Regions from separate parts of the Homo sapiens genome. Here region 2 is linked to region 1. A link is an interaction called in ENCODE POLR2A ChIA-PET data of the cell type or tissue named here. Cell type or tissue: OCI-LY7. All regions are shown on one strand. Each heading gives the region's core, and the rest is flanking DNA. Links, peaks and the distances in the headings are about the cores only.

Region 1 (10,493 bases), core at 2,809-7,808:
TTTTAGCACTTGACTTCCACCACAGCCCCAAGGAATCCATCTATCATGACTCGCACGCACCCAGTGAGAAGAACCAAGACATACGAAACTCAAGTGACTTGCCAAAAGTTGTGCAGCTAGCAGGTTCTGTCTGATACCAAAGACTTTACTCACTGCATATGTGAAATATTTTGAGATTTTCAGAATAAGAGCTCAGGGTTGCTAAGTGATTAAACATATACAATTAATTATTCCTGCCCTGGAAGACAAGAGTGTTACCATTAGCAGAAGTTTATTTTTGCAATTCCTCTGGCCTTCTGGTGTTCCCACATGCCTCCACCCCTTTTCCTAACGTATTGCTTGCCTGTTGTTTAAAGAAAACAAAAATTTATTCTCAAACTTGTCCAAATAGAAATGAATTGCATTAAAAATAGTGAAAGCCATGGTGAAGGACTGAAAAAGTTGAGGAGTCAATGACATTTGCAGAGCCCCTGCTGTGCAACTTCCATGGGACTACCAGGACCGAGGCTATATTTTATTAATAAGATCTCAATTTGTAAGGGTCATTTTATTATCTCCGTATCCCCCATCCCACCTCATTTAGTTGGATGATCTAGAGAGAAAACAGCATTTCTACCTTCTTGCAATGGAAACAATAGGCTTTGCTTGTGCCACTTTTATTTTCCCACTGGGGAATCTGAGAGATGACCTGATTGAATTCCACCCGTAAAGGTCATGCTTTGAATTCAAGGCAGAGGAAAAAAAATGAAGAAAACATTTTGCAATGATACCCCACGAGTCCTGAGCATGCTGGGGCCTCTCCTGGTTGCATTGTGGTCTGCTGATAAGGATAACATTAATGACAAGTGGAACATTTCCAGGACAAAGGAAATTCCCTGTTGTATTGTTTAAAGGAAGCCACCATCCACTAAGGAGAGCAAGGTTTGTGATGTAGGCACAGATTTCCCTGCAGGAGAGGCAGGGAGAGCTGCCAAGCTGCCTGTGAGTATGCCTGTCCTTAATTTCATCTGGGGAAGCATTTGCATGGTTAGAAGTCAATAAGGGGTCATGGCAGTTTATGGCATTGGTAGGGTTAGGAGCCAGACTGTTAGAAATGGAGGCACATTGGCTGGGGGAGTAAAAAGCCTGATTCATACAATGCAGCCCATTTAGGAATCATAGCAAAAGCACCAGGAGATTTAGAGAAGTTGATCTGGTTTTGAGTTTAAATTCTGGACCTCCTTCTCTCCCCACCCCCTCCAAGCCAAAATGTCAGAAAAGGGCCTGGTTTCCCTTTATGGAGTGCAAAATAAACAGATCCTCAGCAGCAGGAGAGGGGCCCAGTTCCCCAGCCCATAATGCCAGAGCTGGGGGTGGGGGTGCTGTGGGGAAAAGCAGTTATTCTTCTGTCTGGTTAGTATTTGGCATTGACTTTCATTTTCTCCAACCTCTGTTTTCTAGAAGCCTGCCTGTACGGGAAGTACAGGAATAAAGAGAAGCTGATCGTGGGGGTTTTCTTGCCAGACTTCAAAGGAGGTGGATTTTTGATTTTTGATAGTTTGGAGAGCTAGTTCCAAAAGTAAAAGCTGCTTTGGGGACTTGAACCTAGACACTGGGATCTTAGCCGTGTGCCCATCAGAGCCGCTGCTCTGCTCCTGATGGAATGGAGTGCTCTGGGCTTCCCACTCTCCTCTCCCAGTCCAGGAGGGCTGGAGCTCTGGGCATCTCAGGGTCAGCTGCGGTGAGCCTGGCCACAGGGCTCTGCATTCCTTCTGGGCTTTGCTTGGTTTGAGTGGGTGTGACCGCCAGTTTACTCTGGAGAAAACTGAGACAAAGAGTCTAAATTGGGCAGGATCTTGAATCTAATGACTTGTTTACAGACCCTGTACTTTTTCCAGTGCAGGGAGGAGGAAGAAGGCAGGGCATGCTCGTCACTGTGGGCATGGGCACATTGCTGTTTTCATCCTAAGGAGGTAGGACAGCTTCAGAAAGCAGCAGGGCATCTGCCTGGCAGCCAGCAGGCAAAGTGGCATGCTGTGTAATTTTCCAAGGTAGGGAGGAAGCAGTGGCGGCTTCTGCTTGGTCCTACCGGCTTGGCTTCCGGGGCACACGCTGCTCTGGGGAGAATGCCTGACCCTGCCACATGAAAGGCCTTGCTTCCTCCCACTTCAGCTTCAAGCGATGGGGAGATTACCCTCCTCACCCCTGCTCCAAGTGCATCACAACCCAGAGCACCCAGCCAAGAATGCACACCTGTGATGGGGCTAAGGAGGCCTCACTGGACCTGTGTAAGGAGAGAGGAGATTCCCAGGAGGACCTCACTAATAGAAAAGCACACGCATGATGGTTTTGCTATCGTGTGACATTTATTTCATACTTGCTACCTGTAAGAAATTCCTTGAAAACGAAATAGTATATGGCAAGATTTAAGGACTTGCTCTTCCAGATTCTGGAGGTCCTTCTGGAGCCCAGGGATGCTGTTTCTAAGGCATGTAGGTGCTGAGGGTCTACCCCAAAGGGCAGTTTGGGACTGCAGGGCAGGCAGGAAGTGCCTTTGTTTGTGTGCATGCCAGGCGGTTTATAAACATCCCCTTTACTTCCCTTGCCAACCCAGGAGTATATATTGCAATTACCACATTCTGATGAGGAAACTGAGGCTCAGAGAAGTTAAATCATTCACTCCAGGCCATACATCTGCTAAATGTGTCATGCTACATCCACTTTGCACCTAGTTTGAACAGGTTTACAAAGCAAGTCAGTAACCCCTGCATGCCTGGGTGCCTGAAGTTGAAAAGGGGTGGCTCTAAGATGTGGTCTACTACCTCTCCTGGACTGTTGCAGTTGGGTGTGGCTGATTTGAAATTGTGCTTCAAAAGAATGAGTTCTAGTCCCTGAATAGAGGAGCTCACACCACAGTGCACTGTAGATCTTTGTGATCCAGAAGTCCTCCAGATGTTCCCAAAAGGATCTCTAAGGTGTTGCTGGGGATGTTGTGTGTATAGGGAGTGTTCCCTTGGGGGCCTCTGAGCCCTCCTGGCAGAGAAGCCTCATAGATAATGGCATCCCCAGAAAACTCTACACTTGGAATGGGACCCAAATTAAATACAGCACCAGCAAGACTAACTGAGCCACTACCTGGAATATGTCAAGATACAGCAACTAACACTTACTTTATGTTTGTCATTTGCAAACCCTATCATGTCCGTTAATCCATTCAAATGCTGAGAGGTAGGCAGGGCAGCTATTATGATTCAAAAAAGAGGCCACATCTTTGTGGATTTGGGTTCTAATCCCAGCTCCTGCCGTCACTAGATGTGTGTGGTCTGAGCAAATCCTTCCACTTCTCCTAACCTTAGTTTCCTCATCTGCAACATGAGAAACTTGCTTTCCAAAGTGCCTCAAGCTATGGGAGTGGGGATACGGGAATGAGTCTCCCCAACATTCAGAGGCTCCCCCAGAGCTGGCAGCCCAAGGCACACCACTAAGTGCCACTGCCTTCTCCTCCCCTCTGCTGGCCGGATACTGACCAATGGAGAAACCAGGACTGGGGCGGGAAGGAGTAGGTGGTAAGATTCTTTTTCACTTGTTTCCTGCACCTGGAGACAACAGCAAGACCATTATTTGGATGAGTTATTGTTTAGAGTTTTGTTTGTTTTGGTTTGGGTTTTTTTAGCTTTATGAAAAGAAATGCCTATTTTTCAAATTTCAATTGTTCCTTTCTACTGCCTGTCCAAGCTCACTACTTTTCAAGAGGCCAATCCCTGGGTAAATCTTAGTGAATAGCAGTCGACTGTGTTATTTATCTGTGCCCCATGCTGGAGGTGCAGACTCGGTGAGACCAGCAGAGCAGCTGAGGTTAGACTCAGTGGAAAATCCAGAAGTGCAGATGTGGATCCAAATTGGGCTGAAAAAATCTCATGAGATCAGGCTTTCTTGGACTTCCTGCTTTTAGCCTAAGCACTATGTTCAACATAAACGAACTTTCGGTATTTTGAAACTTCCGTTTCTGATCTCAGAACCTGGAAGTAAAGAGCTGTTGTGAACATTTCCACAAATTTTGTCATGGTTATTCTGGAGGCAGAGTTGAACCCTGTAATTACGGAGCTTTGGGACTCACTACACCCACAGTGGCCTGCCTGGATTGCAGTATGGGAGAGGGGAAGGCATTTTGGTGGAGAGTCCAGGCTTTGGAGACAGGCAGGACCCTGTTCAAATTCTAGCTCTGCCATTTCCGGCCATGTGACTGGACCTGTCAGAGTCTCAGTTTCCTCATCAGTTAGATTAAAAAAAAAAAAAACAGTTCGTAATGTTGTGAGGACAAAATGGTCTGCGTGTGTGTGTACTCTTTCTCCCCTTTTCCCGTGTGTGTGTGTGTGTGTGTGTGTGTGTGTGTGTGTGTGTAAAATCTGTAATATTTATTTACTTATAGCTTGAATAAGTTCCCCTGGGAGTCTCAGGCTGCCTGCCTCTGATAGATGTGACATTGTGAAGTTGCTGAAATCCACCTAATTAGCTGTCAAAGAGTGCATTATACAAAGACAGCGAGGGCTCTGCATTCAGTCTAAGCTCTAAGGACTGGCACGATCTCTGGTGGACTTGAAGGGCAACGGAGACTTACTGCAAATTTTGGGAGCTGAATTACATTCATCCCGTCTACTCATGTTTCTGGGGCCTCATTTGCTTTCCTGGGACAAGCAAGGGCAAGGCGCTGGGCAGGTCAGTGCTGTGAGAAAGCAAGGTGCTCCAGCAGCATGGAGTCACCGGCTGAAATGGACAAGAGCTATGCAGGGCAAGGAAAAAGGGAGGAGAGGGAGTCAGGGCCATGGGAGACAAGGGACATGGAAAACCCACCCAAGGCTGCTGAGAAACAGGACTAAGTTAGTAAGCCCATCCTGCAGGTGCTACTACTTCTTCTCTGTTTCTTGGCTTACTTTTTTTTAAAACTCATTACGTGCATCGTTTAAGTTCTTTAAAATAATGATTGCAGAAGTGTCACTTCATCCTTGTATAAAATTTAAAACGTATAGAAAATTTCAAAATAAGAATGTAAAAGCACGCATAGTCTCACAATACAGAAAGCAGCCGATTCATATTTTGGTGCCCTTCCTTCCGGTCTTTATAATGCAAATATATAGACATATATGTATTATTTTATCTAGCCAGAATCATATTGCTTTGTAACCTCCTTTTATTCTCTTTATATTAAATTACGGCCATGTTCCTGTATCATTAAATATTACACTATATCACTACTTCTGATGGAAGTACAGCAAACCACTAAACACGGAAGTCAAGTCCTGGGCTCTGGAATAGTATATATTATTTTAGTTATGCCCAGCTTCTGGACCTGGGATGGCATTTTGTAACAGACGCAGCCTTATCTCTTTTGTATTTTCATAAAATCTTCAGTATAGGCTCTAAAAAGGAGCCCACGTGAAATGCTGAAAAGACGATGTTTAAAAAGTCACAAAGTCCCCCTAGAGTCATAAAACCAGAAACACTGGGGGGTGGGGAGGCCAAGCCGGGCCTTCGCTCACCTCCTTGTGCCTCTTAATGCAGCCCAGATGGAAGCCCGTCCAAGACCGGATTGCAGGCAAGCCCAGGGCCCGATCTGATAGCACAAAGACACCCACAACTCTGAATTTCCTGCTACCAGGAGGCCTCTTTTTGCATAGGCTGTCTGATTTACACATACGTGGAAAGCAGCCACTAATAATAGAAGGGTTGCCTCTTTTCTTCCGTTGTCAGACTCCGCGGGCCCTGCTCAGTGACTCCCGCGTCTCCAAGCAGCTGCCTGCCTCTCTTTCTGCCCCTCACAGCAACAGGGTCAGCCGGGCTCCTTGTAAGAAAGAGGCCAGGCCCTCTGCGCCTTCTCTGTGTGTGGCGGAGGTGGGGAAGGTGCTTTCTGAGGGCTCTTTGTCTGGCGAGCAAGCCGGACCTCTGTGCAACAGAAGCCGCCTCTGGCCACCCCCGGCCCTTCCCCCTCCACCCAGTCAAGTTCTGCACAGCCAGTGTTTTCTCCTCCAGCCCCAGCTAACCTGAGCTCTCTCAACTAATCCAGAGAAGCTTCTGGAGAATCTGTCCTTGCCAACTAGGGGCTGGCAAGTTCGTGAGAGAGAATTAATTCTCTGTGAGCCCCTTAAGACTAGTAACTATGTGGAGCTCACCCCTGTAGGATGCACCACAGACAGCTGGAATGGTCAAGCCCTTCAGGGATGCCTTCTTCTGCTGCCTTGATTCACATGGTGCCATCCACTCAATCATTCATTCATTCCGCCAGCCTGTACTTGGCACCTCCTATTCTCAGCACGGTGTAGAATATAGGGATGGAAGAATGGAGGCGAAGACAGACGAGGTCCCTGCTGTCACAGAAGAAACAAAGAATAAAAAGAGAAGAAACTAGAATTGAAGAGTCTGTGGTGGGGATTGCAGGGGAGATGCCTGTCAAGTTATAAAAGGCCCTAATACATTTTTGCTTTATGTTTGAAATTGTGACCCTGTCCTTAGCCTATTCCCAACCAGCCTCAAGCATGGTTCAGTCTCACAGTCCAGCTGCTGAGCTGTAGAGAGACCATCTCTTTATACAAGATCAATTATGGGTGCAAGAGCATGCCTGGCTCAAGCACACAGACCCACAGACCCTTGTGGTCAGGGAGTTCCTACATGAACCCAAACCTTTGGGGGCTGGGATGTTTACTCTTGGCACTCTGGGATTTCCTGTTTCTAAGAAAATGGGCCTAGATGCTCAGCTACATTAACCAAACAACATGTTGACACAAATGAATCTGAAGCTTGCCCGCTCCAGGCTCTCTAGAAGGTCAGGTTTGGGAATGAAGGCATTTGGGTGACTTTCCAAACTCTGAATCCCAAGCCCAGTGACTCAGGCCAGGTATTAATTTGAGGGATCTGCTTCCCTCCTCTTCCTGCCTAAGAAGGCCCCACTAAGTGGCTAGAGTCAGAGGCTCCCTGGTCATCTTGAGTAGTGGGAATGCTTCTCCTGTCTGTCTGCAGCTGGTCTTAGAGGGAGGCAGCCCAGGTAGTATGGTAGGATGCTCCAAAAGACCCACCCCGCAGAAACCTCCATCACGTTTCTGTCTGCCTGAAATCCTTGCCATGGGTTCACTCCTTTGAACGTCCAGGAGGTTCATGTAAAAATGTAAAAGTTACCCCCTGACGTGACTTAACCATATGACATTTGACACACGACTATATGACATTTACTATATGGCTGAGCCTAGCAAGGTCCTGGGAATATGGAAAACCTGAAACATTTTGACAGGGTATGGAGGAGAGGAAGGGGAGAAAGCAGAGGAAAAGCTGACAAGGTCAAGGGATGCTTCTCGGAGAAGGGAGAAGGGCAGGAGGAGGATGTTCAGGCAAGGAGCAGAGCAGCCTGGAGATGCCAGTTTGGTGATTATGGACACCTTGGCTGCTTAGCCAGAGGTGGCCCTCACAATGCCATTCCTGCTGTGCCCACTGCCCAGAGTGCCAGCAAACACTGCAGGATTTGCTTGCTCAGACTTCAGGCAATGCAGCTTTGTCTGCTGGGGAGAATCTTACCATTTTTAACCTGTATTTGAACCAAGAGATTTGCGTGACCTCCACAGGAAAGTGCAACTATCTTCCAAAAATGTATAAATTATCAAAGATGTATTCTATAACAAAAATGACAGTCCTTGAGATGTGGTGGATTAATATTGCTAGATCAGGAGCTACTCAGATGAGGTAAAGTCCCTTTGGGAAAGCACAGAGCCTGGGGAATGAGGGATGGAGGCCAGTGTGCAGAAAAGCCGTGCGGAAACACCTCGTGCAGTCATTCTCCTATCGAGCTCTGGGAACCGCGGGGTGGGGGAGAATCCAAACAATCGGGAGGAAAAATATCCCTGTTCTAGCTGTTCAGGCTGCTGTAATGGAGTCCCATAACTGGGTGGCTCATCAACAGTGAATGCTTATCTCTCACAGTTCTGGAGGCCAGGAGTCTGAGATCAGAGTGCCAGCATGATCGGGTTCTAGTGAGGGCTGTCTTCCTCACTGTGTATCTGCGTGGTAGAAAGAGGGCAAGCTAGCTCTCTTGGGTCCTCTTTATTAGGGTACTAATCCCGCTCTGAAGGCTCCACCTCCACGATCAAATCACCCCCTGAAGATCCCACCTCCTATACCATCACATTGTCCGTTAGGATTTAATGTATGAGTCTGGGGAGGGACACAAACACTCACTCCATAACAACATGACAGCTGGCACCATGGCACAATTAAAGAGAAGAGAGGAGCAAGTGGGGGCTCAGGCAGTGTAGGCGGGATGGAAGCTCCCTGTGGGCTTGGACTCATGTAGGAGGGCTTCATGGAGGAGGTACATTGTGGTGCAGGAAGGCCCATCTCCATGGGTGTCTACGTCTCCAGGTGATGAGTCAATGTCTTTGCAAACATCAGAAACCCAAGAAGCATGGTGAGCAGGAACACTATGGGTAATCTTAGGAAATTTGTGCACAAGGATGGAGACATTCCAGAAAAAGAAATAAAAGAGGTGCATTCCTGCTGCCATATATGTGCTGAGCCCCATGAAGCAGTGACATATGGGAAAGAAAGGGGAAGAAGGAGGATAGGTATAGAAAAACCCTGCTTGAGATTCCAAAAGTAGATCAATGCAACCCATTTGTTCTTTCATTAATGTAATCATCCTTTATTGAATACCTACTATCCTGGGCAGTGTGCCAAATTGAGAATGCAATTATGCATAAGACATGGTCCCTGTCTTTGATGAATTTAAGATCCTCTGAAGGAAAGAGGTGTAAATGAACACTCACACTAAAAACAAGTGCTTTCATGGTGCTAGGTGCAAAACATCACAAAAACCCAACCACAGGAGCAACCAGCTCTACTGGAAAGACCCAACAGAGTCAGGAACAGATTTATAGAGGAGGAGGAACAATGGAGTTGATTTTTTTTTTTTTTTTTTTTTTTTTTGAGACGGAGTTTCACTCTTGTCGCTCAGGCTGGAGTATAGTGGCGCCATCTGGGCTCACTGTAACCTCTGCCTCCCAGGTTCAAGCAATTCTCCTGCCTCAGCCTCCTGAGTAGCTGGGATTACAGGTGCCCACCACCACTCCAGGCTAAGTTGTTTGTATTTTTAGTAGAGATGGGGTTTCACCATGTTGGGCAGGCTGGTCTCGAACTCTTTACCTCAGGTGATCCACCCGCCTTGGCCTCCCAAAGTGCTGGGATTACAGGCATGAGCCACCGTGCCTGGCCTGGAGTTGATTTTGAACATGACTCAGAATTTACCAGACAGGGTATTCCAGGGAGAGGGACCAGCACGGAAAGGGTGTGAACATGGGATGGTGCCAGGCCAGTGAGAGTGCCACGGATATGGGGCAGCAGGTGAGGAGGCAGGACACAGGTGAGGCCTGACCCCAGAAAGCCTATTGTGCCAGGCTATAGGGAATTTGGGTTTTCTGTTGTCAATGATGGGAAAATCAGTGCAGGTTTCCAGAAGAGGATGTGACAACTCACATTTTGTTCAATTGAGTTAAATAAGCACTTATAGAGTGTCTACCACATGCAGAACACTCACTGAATCGAGTATGGATGATACAAAGAAAAATCTATCCCAAGCCCTCCTGCCTACACTGCCTGAGCCTCATGGGACCCTAAATAAGTTTGGTAAGGAATGAGTGGTGAGAAAGGGTGAGGAGAAACAAGAGCACACATCGTCTTGATACGGGATCTAAATGGGTGCATGGTTCTAGGAGAGGCACAAGGGTTTATGGAGGTAGAGATTCCCAGTGTCCCAGATTTGTTTCTTCACTCTCAGGTCAAAGCAGGCCTTATTTAGGAGGCCCAGTCATTCCTCATTTCCCTTCCTTGGTAATATCACTACGATTCTCTCTCCTCCCACTGGCCAAAGTGTTTGATTAAGCCTGCAGAGAATGATGGGGTTCAGTAAGAATGCCAGCAAAGAGACGGCATAAAAGCCACCCAGAATGGGGCTGACAGCGTGGCCTCTTGATAGTCCCCCATGCTCTGTCCAGGGGGAGGATGCTAGGCTGAGACTCTAGGTGTTCTCGTAGTTTCGATAAAAACTATAATTGACCACCACAAGTACCAGTGGATGTGTGAGGGTGAGGGGAGAGCTGAAGATGAGTAGTTTGTTCTGATTTCAGTTTATTTTGGGCTCTTCTAGCCTCAAGTCTGTGTTCAGCTAAAGATATATGGCTGCATAGGCAAAGGGACCTGTTAGGTGAGCCTGAAGGTGATTCTTGCATAATTCTCAGAAACTCAATCAAGGTCTTCCTGTATCTCCCGCTTCCTCCCCTTTCTCCTGCCTCCAACCTGCACATGTCAGTGCATCCACATGCACACACATTCAAGCAGGACATAAGGCGGCCGGCCGGTCCACTTCAGATCATAACCAAAAGTCTTGGCCCCTCACCACTCACCTGTCAGCCTCAGGCAGCCAGGGACCCAGCATGGGAGGCACACCTCATGAGAACTACCCCAATGCTCAAGTGCCCGCA
Region 2 (9,411 bases), core at 1,406-6,405, 220 kb before region 1:
CAGGAAAGGCCTCCCTTAGAAGATGAGAGATGTTTGACCTGAATTGTGAAGGATGCATGAGAATTTAGGAAGAAAAGAATACTCCAGATCAGTGGTTCTCAAAGTGTAGTCCTCAGAGCAGGGACATCAGCATCAACTACAAAAAGATCATTTTGTTTTAAGATCACCTTATCCGTTCTGTAAAGAGTGATTTAGGGGTGAGTATGAATGGATGAGCAAGACATTTTAGAAAGTTATTGCATCAGTCCTGGTGAGAGAGGATGGTGGCTTTGACTACAAAAGTGGCAAGGCAGATAACATAAGTGAACATGACTTCAAGTCAACTTGAAGTGCATACAGGACGAAAAATCTATAAAGCTTGGTTAGTGTCAGTAGTGAAGAAGAGTGAGGCATTACAGCCTGCAGATTTGCAAATGTATCATCATTTGCCACACCCACATGCACCTTAATCTCTGCTATGTCCATCCAGATCCTCCTGTATTTGCAGACCATGTTCACGATGTTGGTACATAAATACAGCTGAACGTAAACATCTTCTGAATTAACCTCAGGCACAGTTTCCCACAAAAAGTGAATAAGCAAAGAAATGAGCTGAGAATCCCTACTAGCTTTCCTGTTACCTTTTGACAGTGATACACTTTACCAAAGTGATTTCTAGAAACCTGAATCTTCAGTGTATCCCATGAAACTGACTTATAAAATGACTAAGTTCCAGGCAAGGCTACTACAGAAATTCTTCAACTGGCCATTTCTAAACTTTGCTTCGTTAAAAAATATTCCCCGGACACAAACAATGTGTTATGGGCTGAATGAAATTAAGCATAGGATAAACCTCTGAAGAAAGGAGCAAATATATTGCCTCTGAATGTCGAACTAAGTGGAGATTACACTGCATAAAAGAAGGACAGGTGGCACTTTCTCTCTTGTTTGCTTTTAGTGATGCTGTCAGGAAACTGCTAGAGTCCAGGCTGTGCCCTGGAAGAACAGAAGGGCTCCCTAGCTGCTCTTCCAGGCCTTGCCAATGACGAGGAATCTGAAGTTCCAGGGAGTGGTAAGTTTGGGTTGCCCTGGGACATGCCCAAAAAAATCTAGTGGAAAAAATCAACATGTCTCCAGGAAGGTTAACAAAATGATGGAAAATCCCAGATTGTTAGGGGGAAGTAATTGGGGGAGGGGATAGAATGTTGATTACATAACATCCAGCCCTTCAAACAATGGAGTAATCATCAAATGAGTCACTAAGAAACACATGGCTGCTCCCCATCCATCCCCACTCTACACCTCCAAGAACAGCTAAGCGGCAGGTCCAGAAATGTCTTCCCTTAGAGTAGAAATCAGTTTTACTTTAGAGAAAAGGGCTCTCTAGTTAACCAGAGAGTATTGCTTCTGAGAGAAGAAACAACTGTAGCAGCCCCAGCTCCCAGCACATGGCTAAACACACAAGTCAATCAACAAATGTTGAGTGAATTAAATTTTTCCAAATTTGAAGCAACTTTCCTCCCTTCACCCCCATCCAACACAAATTCATTAACTTGAACTGTGTGGGTTTTGTTGTGTGTGTTTGTTCCCTCCATTAGATTTATGACTTGATGAAAAGGACCTTACTGATGGCGGAAATTGGCCAGGACAACACATGTGGAAAACACAGGCCAGGCCAAATGGACAAGCAGTGGTTCTGCTGTAGCGGGAACTGAAGAATGAGACTGACTAGGAGGCCCCCAGAATCTTCTCAACATGAAAGCTGGGACAGTGGGATGCCAGTGTGAGGTGACAGCCAAGGACGACAGCAGAAAGCCTGAAAAAGAAGTTCCTTGAGTCTGCCTCCCATAACTACACAAGCCCTGGCAGTGTGGTCTGGACAGGACTGCTGAGCTGACAATTCTCCACGTAGGTTTCTGCTTCCTGTCAGGGGGCAGGCACTTCTGGGTTCTCACTTGTTCTCTCCCAGGAAAGCAGCTAGAATTACTTTTGCCTTTCCACCTCAATGCCATCTCCACAAGCCCAGTCCACGTGCTGTTGGGGCCCCATCAGAGGTGCCTGGCTCTGCCCCTCTGGCTGTGAGACTCAAGTGCTAGATCTCTTTAAAAAAAGGGTTCACATCCCAGCTGGGGGAAACCATCCCTGTCCACTTAGGACACTTGCATTTGGACTTGATCAGCTCCAGAGAAGGCACAGCATTGTCTTTGGAGCCAAAGGATTCAGATGTAAAAGTCAGAACTTTATCCTATAAAGTGTGGAATTGTAGTTTAAAAAGAAAAAAAAAGTCAAACTCCCTTCTATAACTAAGTGAACAGTTGGCAAAGATTGTCTTTTTCGGTTGTGTGAGCATTGCTCTTAAGTGATGACTAATCATGCTCAAAAATGTATATTAAATAGAAAATAAACTCACCATATAAAATACTAATTCAAAAATTCTCTTCATGTTGTTTGCAGATTGTAGCAGTTCTGTTCAATATACTCATCAAAAACAATGACAAAATCATTACACGGGTGAAAAATCTGACATGACTTAGCCTAAGCAGATATCGCTTTACTCTTAAAATACTTTACTTCATCACCTATTATAATATTTTTACATTAGGTACAAAATATTTCTAATTTTAGAATCAGTGTCTGAAAGTTAATCACTACCTCCATAGACATTAACTAATTATATTTTATGGAAAAATACTGAAATCTCCTTTGTGCTAATAATTACAATATCTTAAATTCAAATAACGTATTTGTTTCAAAATGCTGAGAATCCGGCCTGGAGAAACACTACGCCAACACAGTGGAGATTCTAAACACAACGCACTGGAAAATGAGGACATAAATATATTGCAATTATATTAGATTTCCTGCCCACTGATTATTCCTTGGGACCCCAAATTTCAGTTAATATTTATAGGAATTCCCCTAGACCTCTGAAAGGACAGTTGTGCAGAAGCTGGTGATTAAATAACCATTGCAGGAGATTGCACAGTATTTAGACAGAAGTGAGCAGGTAGCTTTCTCTGAATCTACAGAAGAATAAGCTAGTGGCATTTTGAATGCAGGGAAACATCTGCTCATTTTTCATTGTGGCCTAACCCTGAACCACCTCATAGATGTTTCAAGTGAAATGTAAAACAAGGGTTTCCATTCACTTACATGTAACTCAAAGTTAAGGGCTGTTCAGTTTCCAAGAACCTTCCAGGGTGTTTCATGTGTCTTTTCATACCACTCTTTTCAGTTCTTTGAAACCGAATGGCTCTTACCAACAATGGTACACAGAATCTAAACACTAGGTGGCTTTTGTTTGGCAAGAAGTTCAAGACATCTGGCCTTACTGACCTCACGAGTTTATGCTCTCACTATTCTCAATCAATGATCATGTGAAGACTGGAGCGTCTGGGATCCTAGGGTTAGGAGATGAGGGATACAGCCAAGGACAAGAAATCCAAGGTGCATGTCCCAGTTTTGCATGACCATTGAACTGGGCCCAACCCCATCAGATTATGATACCAGTCATGTGTGTTGGGTATGGTCACACTCAATAGCAGCATGAAAGAAATACTAAGAGTGAGTAATATGCCTTATACCTGAGAAATGCTTTACAGTTTGCCAAGACTCTTCACATACACTATTCCAAAATATCCTCTAAACATAAAACTGGAGGGGCCTGGAAAGGTATCACAAGGTCCCCATTTCACAGATGAGGAAATCAAGGCCCTGGGAGATCAAGAGCTTGACCTAAAGTCACAAGGCCAAGAGGGACCAGCTGGGGCTAGAAGCCAGTCTTCTAACTCTTAAAGTTCAGGGTCTTTCTCTCTATTCCACTGCAAACAGAAATGGATCAGATATCCAGGAAAACTAACATTTTTCAGAGCTGAGAAAAAAAAAATGGGACTTTTCCTTTCTTATTTTGAAAGATTTTAGGAGTGATTAAAAACTTAAAACTATTCCAAGAAACCCAGGGTTTCATACAGCTAGCCCCGTAAGAACATAATTAAGAGCCATTTACAGAATCAACTATAATCTTTTCTTTTCCTGGCACTCAGGCAACTGAGGCTTCCTTCCATATGAAGCAAATGAGTTAAGTGAAAACCTGGCTTCCTTCTCTGTCCAACCCTGACTCAACCTAATGGGTAACTTTGCATATAACAGAAGTTTAATTTGTTACATAAAGGCTTACTGAAATATATTTTTTAAAGTAAAAGTAAACCAAGAATAAACCTTCTGGTCCACATGGAGAGGATAAAAGAACAGTTCTCCAAACTGAAAGATAGGATTCTAAAGACAAAGAAAAAAGAGAGAGAGGGGCGTGCATTGTTGATAACTTGTTGATCAAAATCCATAGGTTCTGATTTCACATACGCCATTAGTGTAGACACACTGGATAAGTCACTTACTCAATTCACTTTGAAAAGAGGTCTGTTCATAGGTGGTGTCTATATCCCTCATAGAGTTTTACATTTTTTATTTGGCAATTTTCAAACATACATAAAAGTAGAGAGAAACTCTACTCAAAATTTATCAATACTACCCGTTTTTATTTCATCTTCCACACACATGCACACCCATACACACACGCAGAAGAATTATACACCTAATCCCAGAAAACAAGTCATTTCACCCACAAATATTTCATTGTCACAAGGATATTTTTTAGATAAAGGGAGATCATAGAGTTAAAGTTCAATAAGAGGCAAATAAACTCAAGGAAAAAGAAAAAAAGCCTTCAAGTTACTTTCTCTCATGCTTAAATCTAGGTCTATATTTCATGCATTGGCCCACTTGAACCACAGAACTTCTTTCAAAGCAACACTGTCATGATCTGGAAAGTGCCAATGTTGGATCACAGAGATGATTTCAAATCAAGATGGTAAGCCAGTTCCAGGGACTTCCATTTCCTACAAGCAGAAGGCTGCAGTGATATTTCCTCTTAATGGTCAACATCCTCATGAACTTACAACTGTAACTAAAGTGTACAAAACAAATAAAAAGGCTCGGAGTTCTGGCCAGCACAGAAGGGCAGTGTGAAAGGTAATATCATTGCCAAACTGCCGACAACAAGTCCCAGTTTAGGAGATAAGGTGCCTTTACCCCTTCAGACCAACACAAATAGAGAAATGGCTGCAGCCACACTGACGGCTCTGCTTCTGAAGTTGATGACCCCTGGAGGGTGGTCACTGGTCTACAAGAGGATTCTCCTGATAAAAAAGCTAATGATCTCAGAAGAATGTGCAAAGGAATCTCAAAGAAAGACAGTCTCTATTGCCCTCTCTCATTCATATAAAGGCAGGGTTGAAGTAGAGTAGAAGGGAGTGGTAAGTGATTCCTGTGATAGGCACTAGAAACCGGGCAGGCAGGACTTCCAGCTTAGGGAGGTACTATAATCCACAAAGCTTCTGGCTAAGGTTAATGCAAAGAAGGGAGGGAAGTGTCCCTCCTCAGCCCCTCGGCTGTATTTTCATAAACCCAATGATGTGACAACACAATGGGGGACACGCAGGACTCTTGGCTCCAGCAAGAGTGAAGCAATAAATGACTCAGTGCCCATGCTGAGGCCACCCATCCCAACCAAACCGTCTATTATTGTCCCAAACAACAGGACACTATGAGACCTGGAAGAGACTCATATGAGTTAGGAAACATACAACTGGGTTTCTGAACTTCTTTTAATACCTAACCCTTTCGAAGTCACCAGCCAGTAAAAACCACTGCAAAGAAGGGAGAAGAAGCTGCAGAGAAAATCCCCAATTCACCCTCCAGTGACCTGACTGACCAAAAATGCAAGCCAGTCTCAAGTTACAGTATCTCGGTTTGCTGCCAATGCACACAGTCACTAGGGAAAGCACGCTCTTTGGGTACAATGTGCCAACTCAGAGGAGATGCCTCTCCCCAGAGGGAAGCTGCCCTAAGACAAAAGAGATGGTCTCCTGCAAGGCAGCTCCAAATTGCATGGAGAAGCTGGTTTCAGGTCCTGCAGCCAGGCCTGAGAAAGAAGCCTGTAGAGAGGGCTCAGCACACTGAACATCTGTAGGAAGTGACCTCAGACTTCTCCCTCTTCCCTTCATCCACCTCCTGCCCCATCCCCCAAAAGGAGTTTTAACACATTATTACCACTGAAGTCCTGAGGATTTGGTGACTCACCAGGCTCACACATGGTTCCAATGAGCCCTTGACCATTACATGGTAGGGAAGCAGGAAAAACAAATGAAAGCAGTTGTAATTCGGCAGCGCCGGAGTTCAGACCTGCCAGACAAAAGGGATTGCAGGCATGTTCCCAAATTCGTTCAGGCACCTGACATGCACAAGCTATTTTTAATCACTGGATTTATTTCTTTCCTACCTCCTCCACCATCCTCCACCTCAGCAAATGTTTCGAAGTCAGAGCAAAACCCAAATCAATTCCAGGTGTTCAGGGAAACCCAGAGAGGCTCTTCCGTTCCAGGATCCCAGCCAGAAAGCAGAACTGCCCCCTTGGTCCTGTAGCTAAATTTTCTCGCTCATTCCTTAGACTAGTTCAAATCTCCCACCCTAAACATTGGGCAAATGGCCTAAAATAGGAAATACATGAATGAATGTGTCCTGCTGGAAAGGCTTTTAAATATGTGTTTTTCTCTAGCAGCCTGGCAAGTGAAGGTACATAAACCAGGTCTCAAAGCCCCTCAGATGAAGCTCGCTTTCATTCTCTAGGATGCTCTACCCACCATGCTGTGAGGATTAAGTGGACTATGTGTGACAATGCCAAAGCTTAAGACATAGTAGGTGCTCAACAAATCATTGGCTACTTGATTATACTGAAAAGCATCTTATAAAATATAAAGACTTAAAAAAAAAGATTTTATTTCCCAATGCTTACAGAAACATCAAGAAGGAATCTGGCAATTTCTCCAGGTACAAATAAGCGACTGAGAAAATAAGAAAAACAAACGCAAAAATCAGATTCTGAGATATAAATGGAAATTGACATCCCCTGAAACTGGCATTTTTTTCTAACAGAATAGACTAATTTCTTACCTATTCTGCATCCTCCAATCTGCTAACGGGAAATACTTTTTGCAGCAATAAGCATCTAAAATATGTTTGCCGTGACACTTCAGAACTACATGAATCCAATGCACCTAAGATGCCTTTTGGTTGCAAAAACGTCCTAAGAGTTCCACTTTAGAATCAATATGGCACAAAGCAAAAGTATAATTTTATGCTAAGAACTCTTTTCTATGTGTTTGGAATCTGCCAAAACCCAAGCTGCGTTTTAATTGTCATTTATGGGCCTCTAAATTAACGACACTCAAGCAATTTAAAAGGAAGTTTTAGCTATTGAGATTATGATTCCTGTGTGCAAGGACCACCTCCATAGGGTACATTAAAGAATCATTTAAGCTTCTTAAATGATCATTTCAAGCCATTTACAAAGTACTTCACATGTTTCAAAGCATTTCCTGCATAGATAATTACACCTGACTCCCACCACATGACATACTTTATAGTTCCTAAATGTCCCAGAACAGTGTGACTTCTTTATCTGAAAAACACAGAGCCATGGTCTCTACATTACTCAGGAGGAAAGAATGAGTTGGGCTCTTTCGTCTCCATGGCTTTGCAGAGAACCACATTGCATCCTATTGGTTCTTCCCACATCTTACACTTCTGAATGAGGAAAACTCCTGCCCTGCCTTCACTAAAATTCTCATGACAGGATCATACGGCTTTTGGTACCAACATGACATAGGATAACCCCATCCAGGAAGACAATGGAGAATATCTGACAACTACATCTTGCTATAATCCCAGCTTCCACTAATTCTGGTTTACATAATAGCCTTTGAGGCCTCATCCTCTGAGATCTTGCAGATGCTGATGAATTGGGCTAACCAATTTATTTTAATTTCACTTAACTCCCACCTATAATTATCATTCCTGCTATTTGACTAGAACTGTATCTTTTAGAAAGCATTTTCTTGAATATTCTCATATGATTTTTCAAAACAAGCACTTGTAGTTATTATCTTTATCATGTAGGTGAGGAAACTGAGGCTCACAAATGTTTCTTAAGTGACTTAACTAAGATTATCAAACCAGTAAAGTGATATAACAAGGATTCAATCCCACATCTTCAGACACGCAAGCCACGTGTTTTCTCCCTGCACCTATTCACAGAATTAAAAGCAAATGAGGCAAAAATGATGGGGCATGATAACATTTCTTTTTTCATTTTCTCCAACATTTTCATTCTAGAAAAAGCTCTTTCTGTAGCAGGGAAGAACCTCAATCCCCGAGACTCTCTACCGACAGCAGGCTCCATTGCACGTCCTACCCAGAACTGGCCTGGTCAAACCTCGGCTCGGGGCCCACTTGGCACTTGGTCGGGGGGTAAAACAGGCATCGGGAGAGTGGTGCTGAGAATCACCAAGAAGGCCAGGCTGGGCAAGGTGTACGATGAGGAGTTTTCTCCATGGGCAAATGAAAAATCTGGGCAAACAAATGGAGTAGAGCCCGTTTATTTAGGCTGGAAGAGGTAAAGTTTTTCTGCACTTTTGAACTGTTTTCTCAAGGCCTGCCTCTCCCTCCCACGCAGGAAACAAACACAGAGACAGGCCTCTTCCAGTGAGGGCTTCAGTTGTTCAAAGTTAGCCCGGGAAGGGCAGAAGGAAGAAAGGCTTAGAGAAAGGAAGGAGGAACGGGGGCTAGGAAGGTGGTGCAGTGGCCATGGGGGTAGCCGCCAAGGGAGAAGGCTGGAGCTGGGATCAGACAGAGGAGGAGAGCTGGCCAAGAAGGGAGGAGAGAGGGAAGAAAGCAGGAAGCAGAGAAAGGGAATATTGGAAAATTGTAAACCAGAACAAAGAAACAGAATGCAGAGTGGCAATGGCCTGGGAAGAGGCAACAACCGACTCCCAATTAATGATGTTCAGAAAGCAACATTTTTTCATCAATTTTGAAAGGAAATTCTCTCTCAACTTTCTTATTTATTTATACATTATATAAATACATTTTTAAACCAAAAAAGGACCGTTTTTCCAATGGGAAAAAGTCTTGTTTGAGATGAAAGCCAGTCTTCAAAAACTTCTTAGAGGAAGCTGAAACCCCACATGTCTCGGTGCTACAGAAAGAAAAACAAAGTGGACATTCTTCCTGCGTTCTAAGGCTTTTTTATGCAGATGTGTTTTTCTTTTAATAAATAAATCTGGACTGAGAAGGAAAAAGCATACTCATACACATTCACACAGTGCAACTGTCTGTTTTCAACCCAGGGAAACCACAATGAAAAATAAGAATACGCAAGTCCATTTTCCCAGTACATCAGACAAGGATTCTCAATATTGGCAGCCACAGGCACTGAAGCAACACAGTATGCGTGCACACCCTGCTCCAGCTTCCAGATCCACAGAGGAGTACTTGATGATGAGTGGTCATGAGGGGCAGGGCAGGACCTGAAGAACG

What was found. Peaks named below come from ENCODE experiments on the same cell type or tissue, not always from the same donor. Only the 100,000 strongest peaks of a DNase experiment are listed, where the experiment ranks them.
Region 2: POLR2A ChIA-PET joins it to region 1 with 11 read pairs; 4 of 35 experiments call an interaction of 5 or more read pairs at or near these places.

What each region holds. Positions count from the first base shown.
Region 1 is chr11:128,715,017-128,725,509 of GRCh38, forward strand. All of the region lies in intron 1 of FLI1 (Fli-1 proto-oncogene, ETS transcription factor), which reads left to right. Among named protein-coding and RNA genes, the nearest start is that of SENCR, 24 kb to the left of the region's middle. RefSeq lists enhancers at 591-1,116, 1,056-1,215, 2,156-2,255, 2,924-3,443, 3,962-4,171. In OCI-LY7, for the core only: no CTCF peak of the experiment used is centred there; DNase peaks (open chromatin) are centred at 3,905, 4,215, 4,476 and 5,675; H3K4me3 peaks cover 4,124 bases; H3K27ac peaks cover 5,000 bases.
Region 2 is chr11:128,491,456-128,500,866 of GRCh38, forward strand. All of the region lies in intron 3 of ETS1 (ETS proto-oncogene 1, transcription factor), which reads right to left. Among named protein-coding and RNA genes, the nearest start is that of MIR6090, 26 kb to the right of the region's middle. RefSeq lists an enhancer at 987-2,186. In OCI-LY7, for the core only: no CTCF peak of the experiment used is centred there; no DNase peak of the experiment used is centred there; H3K4me3 peaks cover 397 bases; H3K27ac peaks cover 3,944 bases.